2 separate regions of the Homo sapiens genome follow, and region 2 is linked to region 1. Evidence: chromatin contacts called from ENCODE Hi-C or POLR2A ChIA-PET data. All regions are on one chromosome and are shown on one strand. Each heading gives the region's core, a stretch centred on a gene start or an enhancer-like site at or near the end of the contact. The rest is flanking DNA. Distances are from core to core; before and after follow the strand shown.

The links. Hi-C counts contacts between places; a loop is a spot of excess contacts on that map. ChIA-PET counts read pairs that join two places held with the same protein, here RNA polymerase II (POLR2A). Pooled maps may share reads with other maps.
Region 2: a loop to region 1 is called in a map of ascending aorta, with 2.5 times the contacts of the local background. The contact joins the enhancer-like site here to the promoter of MYEF2 in region 1. A Hi-C loop is called at or near these places in 2 of 168 maps with a recorded cell type or tissue (ascending aorta and cardiac septum) and 7 of 50 pooled maps. POLR2A ChIA-PET finds 5 or more read pairs at or near these places in 1 of 52 experiments (GM12878).

What each region holds. Positions count from the first base shown.
Region 1 is chr15:48,176,319-48,181,443 of GRCh38, reverse strand. It overlaps MYEF2 (myelin expression factor 2), which reads left to right and starts at 3,149. Exons shown (of 17, transcript NM_016132.5): 1 at 3,149-3,367. The coding sequence starts at 3,207. It also overlaps a transcript of CTXN2 not described here. RefSeq lists silencers at 2,908-3,007, 3,178-3,607, 3,638-3,807 and an enhancer at 2,554-3,205.
Region 2 is chr15:48,283,099-48,288,223 of GRCh38, reverse strand. It overlaps SLC12A1 (solute carrier family 12 member 1), which reads right to left. Exons shown (of 27, transcript NM_000338.3): 21 at 2,975-3,118; 22 at 50-181. Among named protein-coding and RNA genes, the nearest start is that of DUT, 46 kb to the left of the region's middle. Within about 2 kb of position 2,268, at least 2 of the 41 ENCODE cell types and tissues checked have a DNase peak (open chromatin) inside an H3K27ac peak, as active enhancers do; they include ascending aorta, where a contact is called at or near this core.

The sequences.
Region 1 (5,125 bases), core at 1,900-4,399:
AGTTCTTGCCCATAAGCGGAAGTGTTGTGTGAGACTTCTGGATAGGTCCCTTTTTTTCTGGACTCCTTCTGACCTACAATGCCGACAAGGTGCCTCGATCTCCAGCAGCCATCTTGGGTCATAGGGCAACCTTAAGAATGGAAGCCTCACACTAGGATGGCGAAAGATTAAGGTAGCAGGAACCTGACTTCACGATGACTGTGAAGCTACTATATATCCTCTGGGATGCTCCTTCTGCATTTATTTTACTTAAGAGAGTAAAAATGTATATCTTGCTTAAGACACTATTATTTCTAGTTATTGTTATTAGCAGATGAACACAATTCCTAAGTGATACATATATTAAGGTATTAATTGAAAATATTTTGTGATTTCTAGGATTAGATTTCTAGATACGTGTAATAGCTTTTCCCCTATCCCGCCAGGTACACACACATAAACATGCATTCTAATTTGTAAGAAAGAAAACTAAGTGATTATGTGAAGTTGTACCAGTAATATATTTTGTGCAATTGCAAAGGATAATGCTTTTGCAATGTGAATCATGGGAAAATAAGAATTTGAGCATCACTTAAGAATTTTTCAATGTACCTACATGCACTAAAAAACAAACAAACAAAAAACAAAAAACCAAGGCCGGGCGCTCTGGCTCACGCCTGTAATCCCAGCAATTTGGGAGGCCAAGGCAGGCAGATCACAGGGTCAGGAGATGGAGACCATCCTGGCTAACACGGTGAAACCTGTTTCTACTAAAAATACAAAAAATTAGCCGGGCCTGCTGGCGGGCGCCTGTAGTCCCAGCTACTCAGGAGGCTGAGGCAGGAGAACGGTATGAACGCGGGAGGTGGAGCTTGCAGTGAGCAGAGATGGCGCCACTGCACTCCAGCCTGGGTGACAGAGCGAGACTCCATCTCAAAAAAGACAAAACAAAACAAAACAAACCAAAACAGTAGAGAGGAAGACAAGCAAATACAGAAATGGAATTCAGCAACAGAATATTAATAGTTTTTTCTTTATCTTTTGCAATTAATAGCAAGAAAGGAAGGAAAGATCAATCTATTGAGCAGTCAGATGGAATGGTAAAGATTAATCATTCTCTTCCCTTCAGAAGTTGCCTTAATTCTTTGTCTTTTAAGATCCAGCTCTTTTATAAGGCCCTCACCAATCTCTCAGTAGGAATTAACCTCTGCTCTTTATCAGGACTAGAACCAAGCTACAGCGGGTGAGGCATTTGTCTTGGGTACAAAAGTTAAAACTCAGTAATCAAGATAAATATTTTAATGGAATATTTTAATTGGCAAACTAAGGCATGTGGGCCAGTCTCCTGTTTTTGTAAATAATTTTTTAATTATACTTTGCTTTTATTTGTATTATAGCACTTAAATAGTACTTTTTACATTAGCCCTCTCCCAACAGGGCTGTACTCATTTTTGTATTCCTCATGTACCTACTACTCTGTTTGAAGCATAAAGGCCTCTTAAAAAAATCTTGCATTGAGTTGATTAAAGGATTTTTGCAAGAATATATTGTACTGGTGATGGTGGGGTTCAATTTTCATACTGAATTCAACAATAGCAAAAGAATAACAGAATGATGACTATTTTGAAAGTACTTATAATTTAGTGCTGTGGGAAAAATCACTTGGCTTGTCTTTGACTAAAACCCTGCTGAGCTTAGGGAGATAGAGAATTGTAATATTACATTATGTTCATATAGCACTTTTTCCTACATAAAGTGCTTTCTTTTAATCCTCACCTCAATCCTGTAAGGTCGGTATTGCTATCCCTATTTATTGTAGAGAGATTGAGAAATGAGGTGACTTGCCCAGGGAGTTATGGGCAAAAAGAGGCAGAGCTGGGGTTCTAACCCAGATTTTGTCTGTCACAATTGAATGCCCTTTCTGCGATTATAAATCTTATGTCTCAGAGTTGAATGAGAAACAATTTATACAGCAACTACAATAGCATTCTTATCATTAAAATGTTCTGATTATGTGTGTGTGTGTTTGTGTATGTGTGTGTGTGTATGTGTGTGTGTGATGAAGTAGCTGAACTTGGTATTTTTCGGTAGAGGGTAGGAAACTACACATTGAAAAGCCGAAGATGAAATTATGTTATTTGAGTATTACTTTCTAACTATAACTTTACCACTGATGTGTGTATGATATTCTGCAAAGTGACTAAACTGTACGTGTTTGCTTCTTCATGGAAAAAAAATTTGGGAAGGCATTTAAACTTTTCAGCTGAAAAAGGTTATGTCAATGTGAAAGATTATAGTACTCGAGAATTAGGAGTTGATTAAATTTAACGGTTTCCTTTTCATACTTAGGGGGAAAAATCTACGACTGTATTTTAAAACTCCATATGGCAATTAAATTTGAGAGCGTATAACTAACTACTTCACTAGAATTTCCATCAGTATACAATAAACACACAGTCAAAACCTCAAATGTCCATTATTAGCCCATCTAGTAGACGATATTTTATAATTATGGATTCCCCATATTGATTGATGTCCAGAGAAAAACTGCAGTCTTCTCTTACTAAGCTGATAGTTGAGTTCCTGGGAAATCCTCACCCCCTAAGAACAAATAATTCTCAAAGAAATTCAAAGTCATTCCTTTTGGTGAATTGCAATCAGTCATCAATAACTATTTATGGAATGTCCGAAGGGTGCCTAGGCATTGAAATGGCAAGAGACTTATATTTGCTTAATTCAAAGGATTTCTAAAGGCAGTCTGAGGACTTGCAAGAAGTCTTTAAAGATGCAAAGTGGTGTGTTCTTTAACTGCCCCTACCTGGAATGAATTGAACAGTCTGGGTGTTAGGGCTTTGATGTCTAATCCCGCTTTGCAAGCGAAGACTCCACTGGTGCCAAGCGACAGGCGGGCTGGTGGGCAGACATGGCACCACCACCGGGGGCTTTCAGGACTGGTCCAGCCCTCCCAGGCAGGTGTAGGGCCGACTGCAGCAACAGCGGCCCTGACCCCAGCTCCCATGGCTCCCCTCCCCCCGCACTCCCACCCCCCGCACCCGGCACACACCATCTCCCAGTCACCCAGTCTCGACCGGTTCTCGCGAGATCCGGGTTACTGAGCGCTCGGGGCCTTTTCAAATCGGGATCCGTTACCGCTTCCCCGGCAGCCGCCATTGTCGCGCTCGGAGCCCCTCAGCTCAGGCGGCCGAGGCGGAGGCAGCGGCGGCGGGATGGCGGACGCCAACAAGGCCGAGGTGCCCGGGGCCACTGGTGGCGACAGCCCGCACCTGCAGCCCGCAGAGCCGCCGGGCGAGCCGCGGCGAGAGCCGCACCCCGCGGAGGCGGAGAAGCAGCAGCCGCAGCACAGCAGCAGCTCCAATGGCGTTAAAATGTATTGTCTTTTCCTCCGGGAACCGGGGCGAGGTGGGGGGCGGGGAGTCTACCGGGCGGCTAGAGGCCGGGCTGTGCCCCGATGGGGGACAACCACCCCCAGACCCCGGCCCGCCCCCGGGCCATCGGCTTCCTGAGGAGCAGGTGCAGCTGGGCCGCTCCCAGGCCCTTCCCCGCCCGCCCCAGGCCTGGCCGCCTGTGGTCTGGGAGCCGGGGCTGGGGGCCCGGGGACCAGCGCTCTTCCCTGATTTCTAGCCCGAGACAGCGAACACCCCTCTTCCCTGACTTTGGTTAAAGAATCTTTGAGCAAAGCTCAGCGACCGCCACGGTTTGCAGGAAAATGGTCCCCCTTTAAGGACCAGTAGTTAGTGTTCATCACTAGGGAGTATCTAGGGATGACATCATCGGACATTTCCTCTTAACCACCGAGAACATATTTAAAAGGAATATTCCTGGCTTCTTTCTGAGCTTCACAAGTTTAGTGTTTTGTTGTTTTCTAAAGTGTATGTTCATTTTTAAACTGATTTATACCGAGAGGAAGTTTAATAATGTGCTGTTAGACTCTATGTTTTGTGTTACTCTTGAATTGGCTAGACGTACTTTAAAAAGGGAAATGTGCGATGTGCGTGGCTTCCCTTCCCACTGGGTAATGTGCGTCAGCTGTGGAGAGTATTTTTTTTTTTAACTCAGTGTATGATTATCTTAAGTTTGGTATAATAGATGGTTAAGATTTTTTTTTTCCCAAATGAAGGAAGACTTTTAAGGTCGCAGCTGTCACCAGTGCCTATAAAGAATTTAGTTGACCCCAATCCATAATAATTTCTGGTTCTAGGGAAATGTTATGCTCTCCTTTGTTCCTGTCCTGTGGGAGGATATGAAGTTAAGCGCTTACTTTCATATGCCTACCTCCTTAAACCTGAAGTTGAAAGTATGTTAATAATTAAGTGAAAACATCCTTTTCCTTCTCTGTTATGCCTCAGAGCAGAAAGCAATAGATATATGCTCACAGTAAAATAGACAAGGGAAAGGTCTTTCTGACCTTTGTATAAGCATGTTTGAAATTGTATGGTAAGAACTGGACCAGTCTGTGTAAAAGTTGGTGGCAAAAAAGATGGGGTAGCTCTCCCCAGCTCTTTGACACTCTTGCTCTCAAATGAGTTTGAACAGGATCGGCAGCATCTTCTAGGAGAATAGAGGTGCAGGTATAAGAGATTGGAACTTAGTGGAGTTTATTCCTGGATGAAGAGTGGTGCACCTCAGTAATTGAGGAACCAGAAAGGGAATGAAGTGCTTTCTACCATGCTTGCCAAAATGTGGGCTTTCTGGAATTTGGCATTAAAAATAGAAATGAAAACCGGTGGAATGATAAACTTAAAAATATGTGCTATTCATATCTAAACACGAGTATACATGCCACCTTTTCTCCTGAACAAAAAGTGCAGCCTTGAATTACAGAGAGAAGCCCTCCTATACTTGGGTATGATTAGTTTTGATATAGGGGAAGTTTGGTATCTAAACCTCCATCAGATTTTCTATTCCCTTCTAAAGTCTCTTCATGATTTAGCAAGACAGGAAAAGAGAAAGGAGAAAGGTGGAGAAAGAATCCTTTTCTAATTTAGGAAGAGAAAAATATAAGGTGAAGAAATGAAGAAATATTACTAGTAAATACAGATTATTTCCATATTGCTTATAATTCGCCTCTCCCTTTCTCTTTTTCCCAGAAGTTGAATCGAGTCCAATTTACTCTCAGGGATTTCTC
Region 2 (5,125 bases), core at 1,019-3,518, 110 kb before region 1:
TATCAAAATTGAAATTCTTGTCCCTAGTGTATTTTCTGAAAGTTTTTACCTCCATCATCAAACAACCACCAAACATCAATTGTGCCTTTTTCTTGTTTCTTTTTAAATTGAGTGCTGGCTTCCACCAGTTTCTGGTTGAACTCTCCCACATGCATCGACTGGCTTGTGTTAATGCTGCCATCTGAAACGAAAGAGGAATTGATGCATCTGTTTGCTTTTGAGGGCAGAAACAAAATAACTTTCCAATCAATCTAGTGATGAAAATAGAGAAAAGGTCACAGATTCATGTTTATTATACCTAAAATAAATAGCGGTATTCTTCAAAAGGCAGAGATAAAAGTCCAATCCCAGAATAATTGAGAACACCTTCAATAGTTAAATAAAATATTGACAGTCAATAAGTAAAACAGCTTTATAATAATAGTTTTTATTAAAAGACAATGGATTTTTTCAGACCTTTAGTAATCTGTCTCAGAGTGGAGTTATTATTTAGGCATGCAACAATGCTACTAGCCAGAATATCCACATTTCCCAAAATCTCAGATATAAATCACCTTAATGATATTAATATTTTTGTATTTACTTAACATGTGGTAAGTGGTTTTCTAGAAATAAGCTATAGAATCAGAAATATCCGTTCATTAGGGAATTGATTCATGAAGCACTATTTTGGTTTAAGTTCCATTCAGGTCTGGTTTATAAAATTTGCCAGGGACTGTGTGCATCTTGAACTCTATGACTATTTAGTCTCTTAGTTGGCCTGGCTTACTCTTCTGCTTTCTTTTCAAGGAATCTTGCGAAGCTAAAGTAAAGCCATTTGAGCTATTTGAATCTTTGTGAATTAGATGAAAAAAAAAAAACCTTAGAAAATATGGAAATACAAAACATCTTTACTTGAGTTATAATTAAGGGTGTATATAAAATAGTTACAATTTTTTTAAATGTGATTTCTACCCTAACATGGATACAGTGAAAGTGTACCAGGGAACTCGGCCAGTGTTGGAACTGGACCTGTTCCTGTTTGCCAAGAGGGGTTTATTTGCCACAGCGTACGTAGCATTTCTCATATCTGTGTCTTTGAAAGTCATGACTTTATTGCTGTGTTTCAAAGTGGTGGTGTCAGCCTGGTGCTTAGAGGAGGGCTGACAGCCTCTTCAGAGCTTCCTCTCTGATCTAAGAGGTTCTGAAGATGCTTTGTTTTATCTTTTGTTGTTTCCATGTTTAGAGTCTGTCAGTTCTGAAGCAATGATCTGATATTGTTTTTACATCCCTGGGACCGCTGAGGGAGAAAAATTTATTTACAAAATGGACCAAGCTCTGCCCTCACTTACAGACAAGTCAAAGCAGCCAGAGGCCTCCTGTTCACACTCAGGTACCTGGAGGCAGGATTGGTTCTCGTCTAGAACTCAAAAGAGTTGACAAGCAATGGAAGCCCAGAGTAGTGAATGGGCCCACTTTAGAGCTGTGTTTAAACTTCTAGGTATTAAAACAGTATATAACATTATTACTTTTCTTTTCTGAACAATTTGACATGTTGACTTTTGGAAGAGTATATTTTTGCCAAAACAAGTATTGTGACGCAGAAATAAGCTTCCAGAATAAATAACAAGTCCCGCTGTCATAATAAGGACATTAATGCTTCCCTCTCTCTAGTTGGAGCACATTATTGGGCTATGACTTTGGAATTTCCCATTATTTTCCAGACTGTACCACTTAATAGAGCAGATTTAATGGATTGTTAACTTTTTTCACAGTTAAACCAAATAATTAGAAAGAAAAGAAGATAATAGTTAGCATCCAGAACAGTCTTATTTAAATATTTTCACCCTAAAAGTCCTGATGTAGCTTCAAGTTGAATTCAAACACATCATTTATGTCATTTTAAGGTGGACTGTAAGGAGTAGGCCACGGCCCATGGGGTATCCCAGGAGCTCGACAGTAGCCAGAGTATTTGAAGTGGGGCAATATCTGGATTTCCCATCATTCTCTGTGGATATATAAAACTATTATATTACAGGTGAAATTTCGTCCTTGGGCTATAGTAGGAAAGCAAACAGACAAACGATTTACAGGGTAGGAGATGGCCTTGTCGAAGGGCCTCTTTAAAGGGTTGGCGCCGGTCAACCTAGACCAGAAGCTTGCTAAGTCTCCACTTGGATCCTGCTGTTTGACTTGGAGACCCTCCCAGAGAAACCATCTTTTCCTGGCCTCACACCAGTGTATGACTTCAGTAACTACAGGACATTCGTGCATAAACAAATGCCTGGTAACATTCTGATTTTTGACCAGCAGAGGTCACTGTGGACCTCATTAAACTCAAACCCATAGCGTTTCGGGAAGTAATTTTCAAAAAACCAAACGTTTGAATCATCTGTTTATAAAATGTGTAACAAGCTCTCCCAACCTCTGATCCTTTGTCCCAGGACTGCATACCATAAGTCCACATATAAGTGTAGCATTTAGATGAAATCTACAGGTAGTGAGTACCAATAAAGTTCTAAGTCGTGCATTCTGGTTTGTGATAAAGATGCTTTTGTTGAAATCAGCGTTCCAGCTGGATACCGTATTTGCATGTACTAGTCGTATTTCAGTTCCCTGAAATGTCTGAAAGGTAAGGGTGTCTGTGGATAAGACAGTTTGGGTATTGGCTCTTAAATTTCTATCCCCTTTCCATCTTAACTGAGAAACTTCTGTTTTATGGCATGCAATCTGCTTAAGCACTATTTGACTTCCAAACCAAATATTACATTTAAAAAATAATTTTTGACAGTAAGATGGTACAAAGTACTTAATGAGGTTGATAAATGACAATAGCTGCTACCGTTTATCCATACTACCTTCTGGAGAGAAACCTTTCAGTTCCTACCCACACTCAATGCTCCCAACATCTTAGATGCTGACTTCGGACTCTTCATAGATGCTCAAATAGTGACTCATCTTGTAAACTTTTTTGCAAATTTTAAAAAGTTCTTACCTTTTTTAGGCGTTGTCTTAGTAATGTTCAACTTGCCAGCTTTTTTAAACAAGCCTCGGATGCCTCCACTTTCCTCTTCACACTCATTATCTTTGATAGTCGCTTCCAATGCTAGTCTCTCCTGTTCTAATCTCTCTAATTCCTCTGATGAAAGAAGACAAAATCACCTACTTAACTCAGAACTACAAAGTTTCTAGAAACAATCTTATAAACTTTTAATATTTAAAATGGTATGTATGTGATAAAATAATTGTTTATACATAGTAATTTTTTCTAAATGATTTTTATATATTATCTTCTAATACAAGTAATATATTTTGGTTGGGTGAGGTAGCTCATGCCTGTAATCTCAGCACTTTGGGAAGCCAAGATGGGTGTATCGTTTGAGCCCAGGAGTTTGAAACCAGACTTGGCAACATGGTGAAACTCCATCTCTATGAACGATACAAAAATCAGCTGGGTGTGGTGTGTAGTGCCAGCTACTTGGGAGGCCGAGGTGAGAGGATCACCTGAGCCTGGGAGGTAGAGGCTGCAGTGAGCCATGATCATGCCACTGCACTGCAGCCTGGGCAATAGAGTGAGATCGTGTCTCCAAAAGAAAAGAGAAAAAGTAATGTATCTTAGTAAATTGTATTCAGAAAGTTGTCACAACTAGCTTAGAAAAACAGCTCTATGTGTTAAGTTATGATACATGAAGTTACAGCATTTTTATTTGTGAGGGCAAGAGAGGCTATTTAATGCCACCCTTATTCACTACCATGCAAAAACAAACAAACAGAAAATCTTTCACACTGTAAGCCACTGATTTACTGACCTAAGCTAGTGGGTCAGATGTTTTACAACTGGAAGTGACAAAATTACAGAAGTACACTGAGTATATATCAGCCACACAACAATGCTTCATGAATTGAAACATAAAACTAGACAGCAAGAATTAAGAAAAGATAACAAAATCTTACAATAAACTCTATAGGCTCTGGATACAAATTACAATGGAAAATATCCACCACCAATTCCTTTCAATAAGCAAAATAACTTTGTGGAGTGGGTGACCAAAGTCAAAGAAATAAAAGCTGAGGTTTCTGGGTGCCTGTCAGAGTTCAAATTGCTAAAAGGGGTCTTGTGACATGTTTTAGTCTGGAACAGGAGTCAAGCAGTGCAAAATTTCCTGCCCAAGGTTGAGACACACTATCCAAGCTTTGATGTTGTATCTGGCTGCCTTTTATCTTTTTTGGATTCCGATTGTGACGAAAATTTCCTAGCTGCTATGTAATGTGCTGGATCTCTCTTTGACCTCACCCTGCACTGAATCAGGGTAAATAAGACTTTCAAAGCAGTCATATGACAGTGCTACACTTAGGAGGCTTCTTGCTTCTTGCTTATACTGGGTGAGGTGGCACTCTTGTCAGATGCCCTCATCTTATTGCCTGCTGAGAACAGAGCCTTAGAAAATGAGCAATGCTCAGAGGAAGAGGATAGAAAACCTAGATTCAGTGTTACAAAACACTGGGAGAGCTTCTGTAAATGTCAACCCTTGGAGCCCATTGCGTTATCTATCTGTGAAGCGAAGCTATACAAACTCTAGATTTATCAATTATGTACTAACTAAATCTGTCAGGACAGTCACATCCCTAGACGATGCTGCTATTCAGCTACACAGAATTGTCTGGCCCCTTTCCAGGTCTTAGCAATTAATCTTTTGCGAGTGGCATGAGATTTAAGGTCAAATCACCCATGTGATTTCCCCAAAGCTTCAAAGGTTCTCAAGATCAGCAGCTATAGAAAATCTGAGAAATTAGACTGATGGTATTAAAGCTGAGACAGAAGTTGCTTACCCCTGACTTTTGAAAGGAGAAGACAAGCTGCATTGCACTGGGGGGTCACAACCAATTACAGCTCTGCTGCTGGCTTTATGTGACATTAGGCAAGTAATTTACTTTTTCTATGCCTCGGATTTCCCGTCTGTGAAATGGAAAACTGTAACCCTTTCCTTTTCCCACCCCCCAAGCTTTGCAAAAAGAATAAACAAAGTTTCTGCATAGTGTTTTGGAGGTCCTTAAAAAACAGAGCAAGAATGGCATTCTATAGGCAGTATATTTATGCAACTTTTGGAAATGGGCCTAGTCATGCAAAACAAATTGAGTATTTTGA